2 separate regions of the Homo sapiens genome follow, and region 1 is linked to region 2. A link is a loop called in an ENCODE intact Hi-C map of the cell type or tissue named here. Cell type or tissue: PC-9. All regions are shown on one strand. Each heading gives the region's core, and the rest is flanking DNA. Links, peaks and the distances in the headings are about the cores only.

Region 1 (11,001 bases), core at 1,787-9,786, 290 kb before region 2:
CAAAGACCGAATGAGAAAATGACTATGAGAAGGCCCACTACACAACTGTGTCTCAAGAAATGTGAGTCCCGGCTGGGCGTGGTGGTTCACACTTGCAATCCCAGTGCTTTGGGAGGCCAAGGCAGGAAGATCACTTGAAGCCAGGAGTTCAAGACCAGCCTGGGCAACATAGGGAGACATCATCTCTACAAAAATAAAATAAAATAAATTAGCCAAGTGTGGTAGTGCACGCCCGAAGTTTCAGCTATTCGGGAGGCTGAGGTGGGAGGATGGCTTGAGCGGAGAAGGTTGAGGCTGCAGTGAGCTATGATTGCACCACTGCCCTCCAGCCTGGGCAAGAGAGCAAGGCCTTGTCTCTTTTAAAATTTTTTAAATTATTTATTTTTTAAAATTTTCTAATTTTTAATTTTTGGAGATGGAGTCTTGCTCTGTCACCCAGGCTGGAGTGCAGTGGTGTGATCTCGGCTCGCTGCAACCTCCACCTCCCGAGTTCAAGCCTCTGAAGTACCTGGGACTACAGGTGCACGTCACCACGTCTGGCTAATTTTTGTATTTTTAGTAGAGATGGGGTTTCACCATATTGGTCAGGGTGGTCTCGAACTCCTGACCTCAGGTGATCCACCCACCTCAGCCTTCCAAGGTATTGGGATTACAGGCATGAGCCACCGCACCCAGCCTATTTATTTTTTGAGACAAAGTCTCACTCTGTCACCCAGACTGAAGTGCAGTGGTGTGATCTTAGCTCACTGCAACCTCTGCCTCCCAGGTTCAAGCGATTCTTGTGCCTCAGCCTCTGTAGTAGCTGGAATTACAGGTACCCACTTCCACACCTGGCTAATTTTTATGTTTTTGCAGAGACGGGGGTTTCACCATGTTGGCCAGGCTGGTCTCCAACTCCTGACCTCAAATGATCCTCCCACCGTGGCCTCCCAAAATGCTGGGATTACAGGTGTGGTTACAAGACCCTCTCTCTAAAACAAAGAAAAAGAAAGAGAAAGAAATGCGAGTCCTGTCTTCTAGATCTTTCTTTGTAGCCATAGTCATGTGCTTTGAATGACCCTGGGAGGTAGCATCTGGACGTAGTGGGAAGGACTTGTAGCCCCTGGGGGTGCCCATCTCGGAGCAGTCCAGCAGCCTGAGCCCCCTCTTCTCTCTTGCTCCTTCCCAGGGCGTCCCTGGTGCCCGTGTACTCCTTTGGGGAGAATGACATCTTTAGACTTAAGGCTTTTGCCACAGGCTCCTGGCAGCATTGGTGCCAGCTCACCTTCAAGAAGCTCATGGGCTTCTCTCCTTGCATCTTCTGGGGTCGCGGTCTCTTCTCAGCCACCTCCTGGGGCCTGCTGCCCTTTGCTGTGCCCATCACCACTGTGGGTGAGTGCCCACCTCCGGGGGGACGGCCACCAGCAGCTGCGTGGGCATCAGGGATCCCTCGCCCACCTGTCTCCCTCTCCCTGCAGTGGGCCGCCCCATCCCCGTCCCCCAGCGCCTCCACCCCACCGAGGAGGAAGTCAATCACTATCACGCCCTCTACATGACGGCCCTGGAGCAGCTCTTCGAGGAGCACAAGGAAAGCTGTGGGGTCCCCGCTTCCACCTGCCTCACCTTCATCTAGGCCTGGCCGCGGCCTTTCGCTGAGCCCCTGAGCCCAAGGCACTGAGACCTCCACCCACTGTGGACTCCATGCCTCCAATAAAAGGTAGTTCTGGGCCCAGCGCAGTGCCTCATGCCTGTAATCCCAGCACTTTGGGAGGCCAAGGTGGGAGGATCGTTTGAGCCCAGGAGTTGAAGACCAGCCTGGGCAACACAGTGAGACTTCATTTCTACAAAAATTAAAAAATAATGTTGTTAATTAGCCGGGCATGGTGGCATGTGCCTGTAATCCCAGCTATTTGGGAGGCTGAGGCAGGAGACTTGCTTAAACCCAGGAGGCGGAGGTTGCAGTGAGCTGAGATCACACCACAGTACTCCAGCCTGGGCAACACAGCGAGACTCAATCTCAAAAAAAAAAAAAAAAAAAAAAAAAAGACTGTTAAAGCTGTAGTAGGCTGGGCGTGGTGGCTCATGCCCATAATCCCAACACTTTGGGAAGCCGAGGCAGGTGGATCAACTGAGGTCAGGAGTTCAAGACCAGCCTGGCCAAAATGGCAAAACCCCCTCTCTACTAAAACTACAAAAATTAGCCGGGCATGGTGGCTCATGCCTATAATCCCAGCTACTCCGGAGGCTGAGGCAGGAGAATCGCTTGAACCCAGGAGGCAGAGGTTGCAGTGAGCCGAGATCACACCACTGCACTCCAGTCTGGGCAACAGAGCGAGATTCCATCTCAAAAAAAAAAAAATGTTGTTAAAGCTATAATCGTTCTGGAAGTGAACATGGCCAGGCATGACCTGCCCCCATCCTGATGTGCTACAAAGCTGCTGCCTTAGATTGGGTATCAGGACCCTGAACTGTCCTCCCAGTGAGAGTTCAGTCTGTGGCATGACCTTGGACAAGCCTCTTCCTTTTGCCTGTTTACTTCTTTGTCTGTAAATAAAGGCATCTGCTTAGCAAAGAGCTGTTGGGCATTGGGATGGAGTTAGGAGGGAGGATGCGTGGAGAGGCAGGCTTTGAAGAGTGAGCAGGATTTAGATGGAGGTGAAGTTAGGGTAGATGGCGGAATTCCAAGAGCTAAAGGTAAGAGCAGTCAAGGGCACTTAACAGGACGGGGAAATGGTACCATCCCCAGTGAAGGAAAAATAGAGTTAAGAACACAGCTGAGGCTGGGCGCGGTGGCTCACGCCTGTAATCCCAGCACTTTGGGAGGCTGAGGCGGGCGGATCACGAGGTCAGGAGATCGAGACCATCCTGGCTAACAAGGTGAAACCCCGTCTCTACTAAAAATACAAAAACTTAACCAGGCATGGTGGCGGGCGCCTGTAGTCCCAGCTACTGAGAGGTTGAGGCAGGAGAATGGCGTGAACCCGTGAGGCGGAGCTTGCAGTGAACCGAGATTGTGCCACTGCACTCCAACATGGGAGACAGAGCCAGACTCCGTCTCAAAAAAAAAAAAAAAAAAAAAAGCTTATGTCCTATGGCCGGCTGCTGTGGCTCACACCTATAATCCCAGCACTTTGGGAGGCTGAGGCAGGTGGATCACGAGGTCAAGAGATCAAGACCATCATGGCCAACATGGTGAAACCCCGTCTCTACTAAAAATACAAAAATTAGCTGGGCGTGGTGGTGCTCTCCTGTAGACCCAGCTACTCAGGAGGCTGAGGCAGGAGAATTGCTTGAACACGGGAGGCGGAGGTTGTGTTGAGCCAAGATCGCACCATTGCACTCCAGCCTGGGCAACAAGAGTGAAACTCCGGCTAAAAAGAAAAAAAAATGAAAAAAATGAAAAAAAAAATTCTAGAAATTAGCCAGGTGTGGTGGCTTATGATTGTCATCCCAGCTACTTGGGAGGTAGAGGTGGGAGACTCTCTTAAGCCTAGGAGGTCAAGGGTGCAGTGAGCCGAGATCGTGCCACGGCACTCCAGCCTGGGTAACGAAGCGAGACCCGTCTCAAACAGACAAACAAAAAGAGCCCTGGGGTGGTCACAGCATCCTCTGACTTTGGTCAATCCTATTTGCTGGCTGGCTTTGTGTATCCAGGACTTCATCAAGAATAACTCATTGAAATGTAATTGGAATGCCCTATATTTGCTTCTACCGTCCTATAAAATTTATTTGTGGGAAGAATTTTCCCTTTATTGCATGAAAATATGGGCAGTCCCATGACTTCCCTGGGTCATTCTCAGATAATAAGTTCTACATTCATTTTAAGTTGGAGCATAGAAATGTTTCGTTCAGGCCAGGCATGGTGGCTCATGCCTGTAAGCCCAGCACTTTAGGAGGCCGAGGCAGGAGGATCACCTAAGACCAGGAGTTCAAGACCAGCCTGGCCAACATAGTGAACCCCGTCTCTACCAAAAATACAAAAATTAGCTGGGCGTAGTGGCAGGTGTCTGTAATCCCAACTACTCCAGAGATTGAGGCAGGAGAATCGCTTGAACCCGGAGGCGGAGGTTGCAGTGAGCCGAGATTGCACCGCTGCACTCCAGCCTGGGCGACAGAGTAAGACTGTGTCAAAAAATAAAAACAAATAAAAATAAAAATAAATCAGCTCTGGGTTTGAGCAACCTCGGCCTGGATACCCTTGGAGTTCAGGCAGGCCTCGACGTGGCCACTTGTCCTTCCCCCTTTCCTGCCGTGGGAGCATCCAACCAGTCACAATCCGGCCAATAGATTTCTCCAGTGGGCACATTTTCCAGACACTGGGGATGGGCGGGGTATGGTAGTATGCATCTGTCATCCCAGAGTTTGAGAAGCCAAGGTGGGAGGATCGCTTGAGGCCAGGAGTTACAGGCTGAGCCAAGATTGCACCACAGCACCAGCCTGGGCAACAGAGCAAAACCCGTCTTTTATTTTATTTTATTTTATTTATTTATTTATGTTTTTTGAGATGGAGTCTCGCTCTGTCGCCCAGGCTGGAGTGCAGTGGCGCGATCTCCGCTGACTGCAAGCTCCGCCTCCCGGGTTCACGCCATTCTCCTGGCTCAGCCTCCCGAGTAGCTGGGACTACAGGCGTCTGCCACCACTCCTGGCTAATTTTTTGTATTTTTTTTTTAGTAGAGATGGGGTTTCACCGTGTTTGCCAGGATGGTCTCGATCTCCTGACCTCGTGATCCGCTCGCCTCGGCCTCCCAAAGTGCTGGGGTTACAGGCGTGAGCCACCAAGCCCGGCCCAAAATCCGTCTTTTGAAAAAGAGGAAGAAGGAACAGCATTCGCAGCTTTATGAGCTCAGCCTGCCGCTTTTCTTTCGGCGCCATTCTCTCCTGCCATCCTCCATGTGGCCACCAGAGGGCGGTCTCTACACAGAAGGCAAATCTGTCCCTCTCTTGCTTGAAGTCCTCGGGGGCTAGCCAGCCTCTGCCTACAGGCTGGGTCCAAGGTGCAGCCCCACCCAGGGCAGACGACCCAGAACTGCTTGTTCTTGCAAACCAGGCTGTGTTTCAGCCCTGGGCTTTACTCAGGCTGTCCCTTCCCACCTGAGGGACCCAGCACCTCTTATCTGGAAGGGGAGTTTCAAGACTCAGTTTAGGTTCCATTTCCAAGACACCTTCCCCAACCTGCCAACCTGCCAGGCTGGTCCAGGGCCCTCCTCGCCATCCCCATAGCTCTGCTTAAAGATCTATCACGACCTTCTCCAGCCTGGCCAACATGGTGAAAACCCATCTTTACTAAAAATACAAAAATTAGCTGGGCATGGTGACAGGTGCCCCTGATCCCAGCTACTTGGGAGGCTGGGGTCCGAGAACCACTTGAACCCGGGAGGCGAAGGTTGCAGTGAGCAGAGATTGCGCCACTGCACTCCAGCCTGGATGACAGAGTGAGACTCCATCTCAAAAAAAAAAAAAATCTGTCACGACCTTCTGTGTTTTTTTGTTTGTTTTGTTATTTTGTTTTTTTGACACAGGATCTAGCTTTGTCACCCAGGCTGGAGCGCAGTGGTTCTACCATGTTGCCCAGGCTGGTCTTGAACTCCTGGGCTGGAGTGATCATCCCACCTCGGCCTCCCAAAGCGCTGGGATTACAAGAGTGAGCTACCGTGCCCAGCCAACAAGAGTGAAGAGGCTGACCAACATGGCAAAACCCTGTCTCTACTAAAAATACAGAATTAGCCGGGCGTGGTGGTGCATGCCTGTAATCCGAGCTACTCAGGAGGCCGAGGCAGGAGAATCGCTTGAACCCGAGAGGCAGAAGTTGCAGTGAGCCGAGATTGTGCCATTGCACTCCAGCCTGGACAACAAGAGCGAAACTCCGTCTCAAAAATATATATATATAGCTCTCAAAGTTTTGGAATCTGGGACGTCCGAGATCAAAGCACCAGCCGAAATGTCGTCTGGAGAGGGTTCACTTCATCACGTGTGTCATCTTCTTGCCCTAACCTCACACGGAGAAGAGAGGAGGGTCTCTCTCAGGTCTCTTTTTTAATGGCACTGTGCTATTATCTATATATCCATTTATAGATCCTATATATAGGTCCGAGGTTCTTGGCTCATAACTCCCAAAGCCCTTGTTATTTCCTAAGTAACTAAAACAATCGGCCCTTCTCTTGTTAGAGTAGTTGGCCTATGTCCTCAATTCCCGAAGCAACTTCGGAACAGCTTCAGAGCGATAAAAGTGAAAGACAGTCTTTTGTTAGAACGTGGGGGCACTTTTGGCCTCAGAAGCAGGCTTCAGAAAACACAATCTGTCTGTCTCTGACCTCCTCCTGGCCTCCTCTCTCCTGCTCCTTTTTCTCACCTAGGCAGGCCATAGAAACTAAAAATATACGGAATCTTCTTCCCTCGCCGTTCTGTCTGAAGCTGGTTATTAAGAGATGCTCTGACCTACCTTGTCTGCTTGTGGGTCATGAGACCCTCATTTCAGAAAGGGTCCTGCCCCATCCCCTGGAGGAAGGAACACTACACAGAGAGAGGCCGAGGAGAATCTGAACAGACAGGCCTGGCTGGGCTTCCCCACTCGGTGTGTTAGTATTAGGTGGTACCCTTTTTGTCCAATCACATTTTTTTTTTTTTTTGAGACAGAGTTTTGCTCTTGTTGCCTAGGCTGGAGTGCAATGGCACGATCTCGGCTCACCACAACCTCTGCCTCCCAGGTTCAAGCAATTCTCCTGCCTCAGCCTCCTGAGTAGCTGGGATTACAGGCATGCACCACCACACCTGGCTAATTTTGTATTTTTAGTAGAGACAGGGTTTCTCCATGTTGGTCAGGCTGGTCTCGAACTCCCGACCTCTAGTGATCCGCCCACCTTGGCCTCCCAAAGTGCTGGGATTACAGGCGTGAGCCACCACGCCCCAGCTTCCAATCACACTTCTACACTGGTGTCAATCATGCCTATCCAAGGAAGCCCCTGTAAAAGACCTGAGGACTGGGTTTGGAGAGCTTCTGGATAGGTGAGAATGTGGAGGTTCTTGGAGGGTGGTGCACTCTGGGAGGACATGGAGTTCCAAACCCCACTCCCCATGCCTCACCCTAGGCATGTCTTCATCTGTATAGTTTTGTTTTCTTTTTTCTGAGACAGGGTCTCACTCTGTCACCCGGGCTGAAATGCAGCCTCCACCTCCCAGGTTCAAGCAATCCTCCTGCCTCAGCCTCCCAAGTAGCTGGGATTACAGGCATGTGCCACCATGCCTGGTTAATTTTTGTATTTTTAATAGAGATGGGGTTTGGCCATGTTGGCCAGGCTGGTCTTGAACTCCTGGCCTCAAGTGATCTTCCTGCCTTGGTCTCCCAAAGGGCTGGGATTACAGGCATGAGCCCAGCCCTGTTTTTGTTTGTTTGTTTTTGTTTTTGAGACAGGCTGTCACTCTGTCTCTCAGGCTGGAGTGCAGTGGCACCATCACAGCTCACTGCAACCTCCGCCTCCCCGGCCTAAGTGATCCTCCTGCTTCAACCTGTCAAGTAGACTGGACTATAGGCGTGCACCACCATGCCTGGCTAATTTTTTGTATTATTTTTTGTACAGACAGGGTTTCACCATGTTGCACAAGCTGGTCTCGAACTCCTGAGCTCAAGTAATCCTTCCTCCTTGGCCTCCCAAAGTGCTAGGATTACAGACTTGAGCCACTGCCTCTGGCCGATCCGTATCCTTTGTTTTTGTTTGTTTGTTTGTTCATTTTATTTATTTATTTTTAGAGATGGAGTCTTGCTATGTTGCCCAGGCTGGTCTCAAACTCCTAGCCTCAAGCAGTCCTCCCACCTCAGCCTCCCAAAGTGCTGAGATTACAGGCATGAGTCACCACACCTGGCCCATCTGTAACCTTTGTAATATCCTTTATAATAAACAGGTGAATATAAGTGAGTGATTCTCTGAGTTCTGTGAGTCGTGCTAGCAAATTAATTGAACCCAACAGGGGGTCATGGGACCCCCAGTATATAGCCGGTCAGTCAGACGTGCAGGTAGAATAACCTGAGGCTTGTGAGTGGCATTGGTAGTGGGGGACAGTCTTGTGGGACTGAGCCTCCACGTGGGATCTATCACTACCTCCAGGTAGTGTCCAGATTGAACTGGGTTGAAAGACACCGGCTGCAGAATTGATTGCTTACTTGGTGTGTGGGGAAAAAACCCCCACACATTTGGCCACAAGATTCTTTTTTTTTCTTTCCCTTCCTTCCTTTTTCCTTCCTTCCCTTCTTCCCCTCCCCTTCCTCTCTTTCTCTCTTTTCTTTTTTCCTTTCTTTCTGTCTTTTCACTGAATCTCGCTCTGTTACCCAGGTTGGAGTGCAATGGTGGGATCTCGGCTCACTGCAACCTCCTCCTGCCGAGTCCAAGCAATTCTCCTGTCTCAATTTCCCGAGTACCTGGGATTATAGGTGTATGCCACCACGCCCGGCTAATTTTTTTTTTTTTTTGAGATGGAGTCTCACTCTGTTGCCCAGGCTGGAGTGCAATGGCCCAAACTTGGCTCACCGCAACCTCCGCCTCCCGGGTGCAAGCGATTCTCCGGCCTCAGCCTTCCGAGTAGCTGAGACTACAGGCGCACACCACCACACCCAGCTAATTTTTGTATTTTTAGTAGAGATGGGGTTTCACCATGTTGGCCAGGATAATCTTGAACTCCTGATCTCGTGATCCACCCGCCTTGGCCTCCCAAAATGCTGGGATTACAGGCGTAAGCCACCGCGCCCAGCCGGGCTAATTTTTGTAATTTCAGTAGAGATGGGTTTTCACCATGTTGGCCAGGCTGGTCTCGAACTCCTGATCTCAAGCAATCTGCCTGCCTCAGCCTCCCAAAGTGCTGGGATTACAGGTGTGAGCCACCGTGCCCAGCCTTAATTTTCTTTTAATCTGTAGATTTCCTCTCCGTCTCTCTCTGTCTCTTCTTCCAACTTATTTGTGGAAGAAATGAGATTGTTCTGTAAATTTTCACTGCAACCTCCGCCTCCCAGGTTCAAGCTATTCTCCTGCCTCAGCCTCCCAAGTAGCTGGGATTACAGGTGTGCCCCACCACGCCTAGCTAATTTTTGTATTTTTAGTAGAGATGGAGTTTCACCATGTTGGCCAGGCTAGTCTCGAGTGATCCACCCGCCTCAGCCTCCCAAAGTGCTGGGATTACAGACATGAGCCACCACACCTGGCTAAAACTATATATATTTATCATATACAAAGTGATACTTTGAAATATGTATTCTCTCTGGTTTTGTGTATGTTAAATATTCTCCAGATAAAAAAGTGTTGGGCTTTTTTTTTTTTTTTTTTTTTTTTTTTTAGATAGGATCTCGCTCTGTCACCCAGGCTGCAGTGTGCAGTGGCACGATCAGGGCTCACTGCAGCCTTGACTTGTTGGGCTCAAGCAATCCTCCCACATCATCCTCCTGAGTAGCTGGGACTGCAGGTGTGCACCACCACACCTGGCTACTTTTAAAATTTTTTTGTAGAGACAAAGTCTTGCTATGTTGCCCAGGCTGGTCTAGCCTAGGCCAGGCATGGTGGCTCACACCTGTAATCCCAGCACTTTGGGAGGCTGAGGCAGGTGGATCACCTGAGGTCAGGAGTTCGAGACCAGCCTGATCAACATGGAGAAACCCTGTCTCTACTAAAAATTCAAAATTAGCTGGGCATGGTGGCACATGCCTGTAGTCCCAGCTACTCAGGAGGCTGAGGGAGGAGAATTGCTTGAACCCGGGAGGCGGAGGTTGTGGTGGGCCAAGATAGCGCCATTTGCACTCCAGCCTGGGCAACAAGAGTGAAACTCCATCTCAAAAATAAAATAAAATAAAATAAACAAATAAATAAATAAAACAGTGGTTTTTTTTTTTTTTTTTTTAGACCGAGTCTCGCTCTGTCGCCCAGGCTGGAGTCCCATGGTGCAATTTCGGCTCACTGCAAGCTCCACCTCCCGGGTTCACGCCATTCTCCTGCCTCAGCCTCCTGAGTAGCTGGGACTACAGGCACCTGCCACCACGCCCAGCTAATTTTTTGTATTTTTAGTAGAGACGGGGTTTCACCGTGTTAGCCAGGATGGTCTCGATCTCCTGACCTCATGATCCGCCCGCCTCGGCCTCCCAAAGTGCTGGGATTACAGGCGTGAGCCACGGCGCCCGGCTCAAAACAGTGTATTTTTAACAGCCAGCTAAAGTGAGCTACTTGTAAGAAGAAGTGGAATTAACCAGGCCCTGAGAAGATGACAATAATGCTTGCTGAATAAATGAACAGACCTTGTAGCCAGTATTGGTTTATGTGCATGGGAAAGAGGAAGCTGACAATTGGAGGAGCACAGATGTGAAACTTCATGTACATCTAAGCACGCTAGTCACACTTCTAACCTTCAGAAGTATAGTGTGAGGCTGGGCTATGGATTGGTTTGGGATTAGGATACTAGGAATCAGGGTGCACAGTGGCTCATGCCTGTAATACCAGCATTTTGGGAGGCCCAGATAGGCGGATCACTTGAGATCAGGTGATGATCAACATGATGAAACCCTGTCTCTACTAAATGTGATGAAACATGTGAGATCAACATGATGAAACCCCATCTCTACTTAAAAAAAAAAAAAAAAAAAAAAAAAAAGCTGGGTGTGGTTGTGGGTGCCTGTAATCCCAGCTACTTGGGAAGCTAAGGCAGGAGAATTACTTGTACCCGGGAGGCAGAGGTTGCCATGAACTGAGATCCCACCACCATGGCACTCCAGCCTGGGGGACAGAGGGACAGAGGGAGACTCTGTCTCAAAAAAAAAAAAAAAAAAAACAGACCGGGAAGCCAACGCGGGCAGATCACTTGAGAGCCCGGCCAACATGGTGAAACCCCATCTCTACTAAAAATACAAAAAAATTAGCTGAGTGTGATCTCAGCTACTCGGAAAGCTGAGGCAGGAGGATGGCCTGAACCCGGGGGGCAAAGGTTGCAGTGAGCCAAGATGGCACCACTGCACTCCAGCCCAGCCCAGGCAACAGAGTGAGATTCCGTCTCAGA
Region 2 (10,696 bases), core at 2,697-10,696:
TAATCCCAGCACTTTGGGAGGCCAAGGCGTGCAGATCACCTGAGGTCGGGAGCTCGAGACCAGCCTGACCAACATGGAGAAACCCCGTCTCTACTAAAAATAAAAAATTAGCCGAGAGTGGTGGCACATGCCTGTAATCCCAGCTACTCAGGAGGCTGAGGCAGGAGACTCGCTTGAACCTGGGAGGCGCAGGTTGTGGTGAACTGAGATCGCACCATCGCACTCCAGCCTGGGCAACAAGAGCAAAACTCCGTTTCCAAATAAATAAATAAATAAATAAAATTATGTTACTTTCATGCAATATAAAGTATGCAGCTTTTCATTAAACAGGCAAAAAATAAAGAATGAGGGCCAGGTGTGGTGGCTTATGCCTGTAATCCTAGCACTTTGGGAAGCCAAGGCAGGTGGATCACTTGAGGTCAGGAGTTCAAGACCAGCCTGGCCAATATGCAGAAACCCTGCCTCTACTAAAAATGGAAAAATTAGCCAGGTGTGGTGGCAGGCGCCTGTAATCCCAGCTACTTGGGAGGCTGAGGCAGGAGAATCGCTTGAACTCTGGGGGGCGGAGGTTACAGTGATTGGAGATCACGCCACTGCACTCCAGCCTGGGTGACAGAGCTAAACTCCGTCTAAAAAAAAAAAAAAATGAGAAAGTCTATGATGTACAAATCTGGAACTATCCTTAAGATACACTGTTAGCTAGGTTTCTTTCTTTTTTTTTTAAGTCAAGTACAGAAGAGTGTGTAAAGGATGCTACAATTATGTAAAAACATGGATTCAGGGCAGAAAAATACCTGTTGATGATATATGCATGTACCTGTTTGGGCTACAGAAAAAAATGAAGAAAAAAAGTGGGTAATATATGCAATATAGGACCACAGTTAACACTGCTTTAGGAATGAATACTGGGTCGAGGAAGGCAGGGAAGAGGAGAACTTTTCACTTTATACGTTTTCAATTTTATGAATTCACTAACTGTCCAAATAAATAAAATATAACTTTTTTTTTTTTTTTTTTAGGACAGGGTTTCCCTTTATCCCCTAGGCTGGAGTGCAGTGGCACGATCTCAGCTCACTGCAGCCTTGACTTCCTAGGCCCAAGCCATCCTCCCACCTCAGCCTCCTGAGTAGCTGGGACCACAGCCACGCACCGCCGCACCCAGCTAATTTTTGTATTTTTGGTAGAGAAGGGGGTCTCCCTATGTTGCCCAGGCTGATCTCAAACTCCTGGGCTCAAACGATCCACCCACCTCGGCCTCCCGAAGTACAGGGATTAAAGGCATGAGCCACTGTGCCTGGCCCAAAATGTAACTTAAAAAAGGATATTCCCCAGCCAGGAAATAACTTCTCCCCACTCATCTAAGATCTTTCCCCTCTCATTTCCCGCCATCACTGTTGCCTGCAGCACAGACATTTGTTAAGTGCGCCCAGGACGAGGATGGGAGGGTGTCACAACTGAATGAAAGTAGGGAAGCCAGGCGCGGTGGCTCACACCTGTAATCGATTCCAGCTACTCAGGAGGCTGAAGGCAGGAGGATCGCTCAAGCCCAGGAGTTCAAGGCCAGCCTGGGCAACATAGCGAAACCCTGTATCTATCCAAAAAAAAAAAAAATAGCCAAGCTTGGTGGCATGGGTCTGTAGTCCCAGCTACTCAGGAGGCTGAGGTGAGAGGATCCTTTGAGCCCAAGAGGTCAAGGCTACGGTGAGCTACAATCGCACCACTACACTCCAGCCTGGGTGACAGAGTGAGACCCCCATCTCTTTTTTAAAAATTAAAAATTTAAAAATAAAGGAGGAGGAGTCCCGCCCTAGATGCAGAGAGCCCCCAGATGTTCTGAGCTGATCCATTTTCTGCTGTAGCTCCCATGTGTCAATGGCCCAAAGCTTCCCAGCACAGCCCCAGCCCCGACCCTGGCCCTGCTGGGCACCTCTCTAGTGAGGAGGGGAGGAAGCACCTGCCACTGCCCACATGCCACCACTCTAGGACCCCAGGGTTCCCCACCCTCCCCTGTGGCAGAGCCCCAGTCTCTAAGTCAGTTAGGGAGAGGAAGGGTAGGGAGACAGGGCAGGCGCAGAGAGGGGCTAGGAAGTAATTGTCATCTCAATATTTAAACTCGGGCCGGGCGCAGTGGCTCATGCCTGTAATCCCAACACTTTGGGAGGCCGAGGCAGGCAGACCACAAGGTCAGGAGTTCAAGACCAGCCCGGCCAACATGGTAAAACCCCGTCTCTACTAAAAATACAAAAATGAGCTGGGTGTGGTGGCACGCGTCTGTAATCCCAGCTACTCAGGAGGCTGAGGCAGGAGATTCGCTTGAACCCGGGAGGCAGAAGTTGCAATGAGGGGAAATCGCACCACTGAACTCCAGCCTGGGCAATAGAGTGAGACTCTGTCTCAAAAAAAAAAAAAAAAGAGGAGGAAGAACTTGGGGGAGAATGGGAGGCAGAAGATAATCATCTCCCAGGAAGCACAGGGACTTGGGCAGGGACCCCCACCCCGCAACAATGCACACACCCCACACCTCTCTCCTTGGAAGGGAGGGGCCAGGAGGGCCTGAGAGACTCTACTTGATTTTCCAGAAGTTACAGGAGAGAGTCGCTGCAAAACAGCCCAGCCCATCCAGGTCAGAGTTCTCACCCAAAGTCCAAAGCCTGCAATTTACCAGCTGATGAAACGAAACAACCTCTGTATGATTACCTGTATGTTAATGCCTCTGGGCATCAGTTTCAGTTTCCCAGCTGTTAAATTGTACTAAAAATAGCCTGGGTGTGGTGGCTTATGCTCATAATCTCAGCACTTTGGGAGGCCAAGGCAGGTGGATCAGCTGAGGTCAGGAGTTGGAGACCAGCCTGGCCAACAGGGTGAAACCCCGTTACTACTCAAAATGCAAAAATTAGCTGGGCGTGATGGCATGCGCCTGTAATCCCAGCTACTCAGGAGGCTGAGACAGGAGAATCGCTTGAACCCAGGAGGTAGTGAGCCGAGATCACACCATTGTACTCCAGCCTGGGTGACAGAGTGAGACTCTATCTCAAAAAAAAAAAAAAAATTGTAATGAAAATACAGCCTACCCACTGGGGCTGGGCGCAGTGGCTCACGCCCGTAATCCCAACACTTTGCGAGGCCGAGGCGGGCGGATCACCTGAGGTCAGGAGTTCGAGACCAGCCTGGCCAACATGGTGAAACCCCGTCTCTACTTAAAATACAAAAAATTAGCCGGGCGTGGTGGTATGCACCTATAATCCCAGCTACTCGGGAGGCTGAGGCAGGAGAATCACTTGAACCCGGGAGGCAGAGGTTGCAATGAGCCAAGATCATGCCATTGCACTCCAGCCTGGGCAACAAAAGCGAGACTTCGTCTAAAAAAAAAAAAAAAAAAGGCAAAGAAAATACAGCCTACCCCATTTGAATGCTACAAGTGAGAATTAAATGAAATGATATTTAGCAAAGCATTCAGGAAGCGGCTGGCAAACAAGCTCTTCTTCCCCATACATGCTACTGTGAAAGCAACATTGGATCTGGGCTACTCTTCCACTCCACCCTGTTGTCCCCAGTGTTGTGGACATTTAAGGGATCCAGCTGACCACTGGGCCAACCTCACAGCCAGCCTGCACTGTCCCCAAGCCAGGTGGCAGAATCCCAAACCAGTCCTCCTCACTTCTGCACCAATCTTGTGTTAAATACTCAGTGTCCCTGGAAACCCCAGCCAAGGTCATCTATGGAACCTGTGCTTCCGGCACAGCTCTCACTTGGCCACTTGATACCTGCAGGGCAGCCAGGAGTGACCAGGAGCTCTCTGGGTGTCAAACATCTATAGCACCTAGTGTAACCTCACCAGCTATTTCCAAGAAGCCATTCAAGATGCACTGCTAACATTTAAACTGAAAACCGAGTCAGGGTTGGCTGGAACCTGTGAGACCAGGAACTGACAGCCAGTTGGACCAGCATGCCAGGGACCATGTCAGATGGATGTCAGGTCATACCAGGGAAGATGAGTGGCAACATGGCGTTCAATGTACTACTGGTGAATTAAATTGCATATTTCACTCCTTTCAGAAGCACTCAAGTTCATGGGCAAAAAGGAATGCCAAGAAAAGTACTGATCAGTTCTGATGGCCGGGCGCAGTGGCTCACACCTATAATCCCAGCACTTTGGGAGGCAGAGGTGGGAGGATCGCTTGAGCCCAGGAGTTCAAGACCAGCCTGGGCAACATAGCAAGACCCCGTCTCTACAAATTAATAAAATATTTAAAAATTAGCTGGGCATGGTGGTGCCACCTGTGGTCCCAGCTATTCAGAAGGCTGAAGGAGGGTTACTGCTTGAGCCCAGGACTTCAAGGCTGCAATGAGATATGATCACACCATTTCACTCCAACCCCGGGTGACAGAATGAGACCAAAAAAAAAAAAATTCTGAGCACAAGGGTATGCCACCCGCACTCCACTCTACCCCCGGCCAGAAAAGAGGCTAAACTAAGCAAAAGGTTATTTGGCGAATTGCATGGGAAATACTGTATACTCGTTAAATAAATAACAAAATTGTGAAAATAAAGTAAGACTTTGTAGAGACAAGCTATAAAAAATGTGTGAAATGCTCATAACTAGCAAGAGAGAAAAGGGTAAAAAGGATGGATAAGCCGCAAAGAGAAATCATCCTATCCTGTGTAGGATGACGTAACTTGGATCCAGCAGGAAGGCTGGCCCAACATTAAGTAGGGGACATAGGAAGGGGTGGGTAGAGGGAGGAAAGTCCTTTGTGTGGCCTCAGGCTCCCAATTCTGCCAGGTTACAATCTCGATTAATGGGGGGTTGGGCAAAGGCTCATCATTAAAGGAAGAGTTCGGCCGGATATGGTTGCTCAGGCCTGTAATCCCAGCACTTTGGGAGGCTGAGGCAGGTGGATCACTTAAGGCCAGGAGTTTGAGACCAGCCTGGCCAACATGGTGCAATCTCATCTCTACTAAAAATACAAAAAATTAACCAGGCATGGTGGTGCGCACCTGTAATCCCAGCTACTCAGGAGGCTGAGGTGGGAGAATCACTTGAACCTGGGAAGTGGAGGTTGCAGTGAGCCGAGTGCCACTGCACTCCAGCCTGGGGCGACAGAGTGAGACTCTGTCAAATAAATAAATAAATAGGAGATACTGTTCTTCAGCCCCTCCTCCTTCCTGCTGGCTGGAATGTAGATGTGATGGCTGATGTTCCAGCAGCCATTCTATGCCATGCGGTAGAAGTCACATGCTGAAGATGGTGCAGTAACAAGATACTGTGCAAGGAGCAACAGGGTTCCGTGTAAAGAAGCCTGGACCCTGACATTGAGGGCACCATGCCAACCCTGCAAGACTCATTTCTAGGTCTCTTTTTTTTTTTTTTTAAGACAGAGTCTCCCTCTGTCACCCAAGCTGGAGTGCAGTGGCGAGATCTTGGCCCACTGCAATCTCCGCCTCCCAGGTTCAAGCAATTCTTGTGCCTCAGCCTCCCAAGTAGCTAGGAGTACACGCACGCACCACCATACCAAGCTAATTTTTGTATTTTTAGTACAGACAAGGTTTTACCATGTTGCCCAGGCTGGTCTCAAACTCCTGGCCTCAAGTGATCCTCCTGCCTCAGCCTCCCAAGTAGCTAGAACTATAAGTATGCACCACCACACCCAGCTAATTATTTTTATTTTTTGTAGAGACAGGGTCTCACCACATTGGCCATGCTGGCCTCATACTCCTGGCCTCAAGTGATCCTCTCTCCTTGTCCTCCCAAAGTTCTGGGACGACAGTCACTGCACCTGGCCCAAGAAATACATTTCTATTATTTTTTTTTTTTTTTGAGACAGAGTTTCGCTCTTGTTGCCCAGGCTGGAGTACAATGGCATGATTTCCGCTCACTGCACCCTCCACCTCCTGGGTTCAAGCGATTCTCCTGCCTCAGCCTCCTGAGTAGCTGGGATTACAAGCATGGGCCACCATGCCCAGCTAATTTTTTTGTATTTTTAGTAGAGACAGGGTTTCTCCATGTTGGTCAGGCTGGTCTTGAACTCCCAACCTCAGGTGATCTGCCTGCCTCAGCCTCCCAAAATACTGGGATTACAACAGGCATGAGCCACCATGCCCGGCCTCTATTATATCTTGTTAAAGCCATTATTTGGTTTTTGGTCTCATACAGCTGAATTGAATATTAACCAATAAATAGAGGAAATAAGAATCTTTTGTGTTAGAAGATGTGGATCAAGGTCTGTAATAGAAGTGGGGTTCCCTGCCAGGCATGGCAGCTCATGCCTGTAATCCCAACACTTTGGGAGGCTGAGGCAGGAGGATCACCTGAGGTCAGGAGTTCGAGACCAGCCTGGCCAACATGGTGAAACCCCACCTCTGCTAAATATACAAAAATTAGCCAGGTGTGGTGGCAGGCGCCTCTAGTCCCAGCTACTCAGGAGGCTGGGAAAGGAGAATCCTTGAGCCCAGGAGGCAGAGGTTGCAGCGAGCTGAGATGGCATCATCTCTACACTCTAGCCTGGGCGACAGAGCGAGACTCTGTCTAAAAAAAAAAAATGGCGCTTCCTTCCAAGGTGGGAGACAGAGATAAAAGAGGGGTAGGGAAATTCTCTGAATTGGCAGAACTGGTAGTAGAAGCAAGGCTCATTCCTGGATAAACAGAAATGGTGAGAGAAGAAATGGGAAAAATCAAGGACATCCCTGCAGTGACAGCTGTGGAGGGTGGGGAGTTTACTATGCTAGACTATGTAGGGAAACGCCTCCTGGCTTGACAGGTTAGGTGCCTGTGTTGACAACGGTTGCTGAGAGCTCAAGGTGAAAAGAGGGATAGTTCCAGGAAATGATAACCCTGGTGATAAACTATCCCTGCCCTCCCTATCTTCATTGTACAGGCCTAGAAACTCGTGACGACAGAGGTTAGGTGACACCTGCGTGGCACAGTTCGTCTGGAGGGTGACAGGGGCAAGCCTTCATCACTAGCAGGGCCAAAAATCCCTAAAGCCTCAGGACTGGGGCAGGCCTCAGAGCACTCGTTCACAGTTTGTTTCCATCATTTTATTTTTTTGCGGAGAAGGGAGTCTCGCTATGTTGCCCAGGCTAGTCTCCAACTCCTGGACTGAAGCGATCCTCCTGTCTCGGCCTCCCAGAGTGCTGGGATTACAGGCACCGCACTAGGGGCCACACGCGGCCCCATCATTTTAATAATTCATAATTACCACGCTTAGAAACCTGCCTCAGATTCATTCCCCCCGCAGCAACACCCACCATCCACCCTCCTGTCCCCTCCCCCATGCACAGCCCTTACATCTGCTCTTCAGGGATCTCAACTAGGGCACATGGTCTGGCCAGTGAGGAGCCTTCAACTAGTGCGGCCAGAACGCTGAAGGCCGGATACAAGGAGCCTCGGTGTCCAGGCAGGGGATTTGGGGTTGCCTGAGATTGGGGCGGGGAAAGCCGGAGACAGTGGGCACAGATGGCGAGGGGTTCACCTCCCCAACACCCCCAACCCAGCCCAGTCTCCGAGGCCCGAGTGGCTGCTTTTTGCGCCACCTGGCGGCCGTCTCCAGCGAGCGGAGCGCGGGTGACCGTGCCTGCGGGACCCGGTTCCCGTGGGGCGAGCGGGCGTGGGGCCCGCCCAGCTTGGAGAGCCGGGAACCGCGCGGCCCAGGGACTGGCAAGACTCCGGATTCAACCCCTGCGAGGCCCCGCAACCCGGTGCCCGCGGTCCCTGGCGGCGGCGCCCGCGTGCCCGAGGCGCTGCGGGGCGCTGCGGGGCGCGCGGCGGTTAGAGCGAGCGTGTGCGCACGCGCCCACCCCACGCCGCGCCCCGCACCGCCGCGCGCGCGCACGCACGCCCGACGCTGGCCTGCGCCGGCCGCTCTCCCACGCGGGGTCTCGGGGGCTCCTGAGCCGGCCGCCTCCAGGAAGCAGGCGCCGCGCGGTATTGCCGCATGCACCTCGGTCGTGGGGACCCCGCTGCAGCAGCCCTGTCCACACGGGTGAACTCCTGGAGGGCGGGGCGGGGGGCAATCTGCGCGGGTCAGGCCCCTCGGAGCAGGCTGGGGGCGCCCGAGCCAGGCCGCTCCCACCTGCCAGCCGCGTGGCCAATGAATGCTAGGCCTGGTGATGTCATGCCCCGACCGGACCCTGGTGACGAAAGTCCGAAGTCACCCGTCAGGGAACCAGCACAGACCCACCCGCGGGGGTTCCAGAAGTTTCCACTGCCGCCGCGGAGTGCGGCCTCGCCCAGCAGCCTTGCGCGTGCTACCACGCTGTCCTGCCTTCTCAGGTGTCCCAAGTCACCCCTTCCTCCCCCAGGGGTCTCCTGTCTCCATGCCCTCCCACCTCATTTCCACTAGCGATCCCATTTTACATCTCCATTCCCACAGGTGTCCTTTCATCCCCAGGAGTGTCCCACGTCACCTTTTCTGCACCCGTGCCACCTGGACCCCTAAGGGGACGGTACTCTGCCACACTCCCACATGCCTCTCCTCCCATGCCACCCGTCTGTGTCGTGGCCGGGGATGCATGACCCCTTGGCCTTGCGCTAACTTCACCAGCCTCGAGCGAGACCGACAGGGTGTCCAAGTGTGTCCGTCCGTCTGTGAAAGTCGTCCCTGCGTTTGTCTGTGCCTGTCACTGCATGAGGTCGTCCGTCTGCGCGTGTCTGTCTCCACGGGCTTCTGTCCGTCTGTCTGTCACGTGGGTGTCTACTCCGCCGCTGCAGGTCTTTGGGTCGCGTCTGTCACTGCGCTCTGTCGTCGGTCGGCGTCTGGCACTGGAGTGCGTCTGGGCCCCGGGGTCTCCGGGTCTCGGCTCCAAGGGAGGGAGAGAGAGGGGAGGTGGCCACCCGGGAGAGCGGGGAGGGGCGGGGGCGGAGACAGTGGGCGGGGGCGGGCGGGGGCGCTGTGAGGCCCGGAGGGGGTGTGTGCGGGGGGCCGGAGGCGGCGGCTGTCAGAGTCGGCTCAGCCTGCGCCGGGGAACATCGGCCGCCTCCAGCTCCCGGCGCGGCCCGGCCCGGCCCGGCTCGGCCGCCTCAGGTGAGTCTCCCTCCCCGCCCGGGACTCTCCTTAAGGCCCGGGTCCGGGGCACCGTGCGCTCCCCGAGGGGTCCAGGCCCCCCTAACGGGACGGCTCCCGCTTCCCCGGGCCTGCCCCGCGCCGCCCTCCGCTGCCCCGCACTCGTCCGGAACTCTTCCCCGGCCGCCTCACACTCACCGACGCCCACGCAGGAGCCCGAGCCCGCGGGAACGGCCGCCGCCTCTGCGCTCCGATTCCCGCGGGGACCCCCGAGCACCCCTTCCCCGATCGCTCCCTAGTCCGGGGCCACTGGAAGACACCCCCTAATTGGGGCGGTACCCGAGCTGCGCAGGTTCCCGGCGCCGGGCTGGGCACCCCCATCCCCAGGGCCACAAGCCAGCGCCCCTGCGCAGCGCCCCGCAGAGGCCCCCTCCGAGGCCCAGGACGCCCCCTCCCGCGGAGACTCCATCTCTATTTTTTGGGAAGGGGAGGCTCGGCGGAAGCCCCGAGTTATAATTAGCGCCACTCGGGTTTCCTAGTTAATCTCCAGCAGCACCACCACCCCCCGCTCAGGGCGGCGGGGGCTGGGCTAGGAGTGACCGGCGGGAGAGGGGGGAGTTCCCACCCGGGGAATTTTGATCCTTTGGCTGGAGATGCCGGAACCGTAGCAGCTGCTGCCCCCAAAATAGCGCCCCCGCCCCTGCAGCCGGGGATCTCCGGAGTCCCGGGAACGCAGGCGTCCCGGCTCGCCCTTCAGGCGGCTCTGCAAGGCCCTCGAGCCCCCAGGCCCCCTCCCCAAGTTCCCGGCTCCTGGCTCGGGGCGGGGAGCGCCGACCTTTTCTCGGTCTCTACTGCCCTCCGCCGGCGGCGGCGTGCACGGCAGCTTCAGACGGATGGGGGGCTCTCGAGTCCTGGGGGACGCGGGCTGGCGAGCCTGTTTGCTGGGGCTGGGCTGGGAGCGTGCGCAGCTGATGGGAACCCGCGGGCATCAGCGCTCGGTGCCAGACATTGGATGAGAAGGGGCAGGGTTGGGTGGGGAGTGGACTAGGCAGGATTTGGGGGACCCCGGGACCTGAGGCTTCCACACCCTGAATGCCCAGCCCACCGCCCCCCAGGGCCCCGGGTCTGGCCGACCCAGGAGAGCGGGGCTGCGCTTCAGGCCGCCGCAAGCTCCCCCAGCGGCGCTGCCCGTCCGTGAGGCCGCGCCCTGTCGGGTGGCCTGTTCGTGGACTGAGGCTTCTGGTGCCCTCACTGCACGAGCTGGGCCCGGCCCAGTTCCGGGAAGAGGTGAGGGCAGTGGACCCCTGCGGAGCAGAGAGGGTGCTCCTCTCTGTTCCCTGCATTTGTCTGGATATGGGTGTCTGCCTGATCTCTTTCCCCTCCTGCCCGCTGGCCTGTGTCCTTGTCTCTGCCTGTCTCCTTCCCTCCCTCCCTCTCTCCCCTCATCTTTGCCAACCTGCCCCACCTCCTCTGCAGCTGAGCGATAACCCTTGGGCCGACAGTGCCCTAATCTCCTCCCTCCTGGCTTCTCGACCGACCCTTCACCCTTTCCCTTTCTTTCTCCCAGCAGACGCCGCCTGCCCTGCAGCCATGAGGCCCCCGCAGTGTCTGCTGCACACGCCTTCCCTGGCTTCCCCACTCCTTCTCCTCCTCCTCTGGCTCCTGGGTGGAGGAGTGGGGGCTGAGGGCCGGG

What was found. Hi-C counts contacts between places; a loop is a spot of excess contacts. Peaks named below come from ENCODE experiments on the same cell type or tissue, not always from the same donor. Only the 100,000 strongest peaks of a DNase experiment are listed, where the experiment ranks them.
Region 1: it touches region 2 in a loop (11-fold over the local background); 8 of 110 quality-filtered maps call a loop at or near these places.

Annotation. Positions count from the first base shown.
Region 1 is chr7:101,186,557-101,197,557 of GRCh38, reverse strand. It overlaps MOGAT3 (monoacylglycerol O-acyltransferase 3), which reads left to right. Exons shown (of 7, transcript NM_178176.4): 6 at 1,169-1,371; 7 at 1,458-2,551. The coding sequence ends at 1,612. Among named protein-coding and RNA genes, the nearest start is that of MOGAT3, 9.0 kb to the left of the region's middle. RefSeq lists an enhancer at 1,387-1,887. In PC-9, for the core only: a CTCF peak has its summit at 4,887 (motif pointing right); a DNase peak (open chromatin) is centred at 4,877.
Region 2 is chr7:100,894,130-100,904,825 of GRCh38, reverse strand. It overlaps ACHE (acetylcholinesterase (Yt blood group)), which reads left to right and starts at 8,938. Exons shown (of 5, transcript NM_000665.5): 1 at 8,938-9,024; 2 at 10,574-10,696. The coding sequence starts at 10,594. RefSeq lists silencers at 7,585-7,664, 8,887-9,036, 9,097-9,146 and an enhancer at 8,501-9,121. In PC-9, for the core only: CTCF peaks have their summits at 7,304, 7,503 (motif pointing left), 9,653 and 9,860 (motif pointing left); no DNase peak of the experiment used is centred there; H3K4me3 peaks cover 489 bases; H3K27me3 peaks cover 1,146 bases.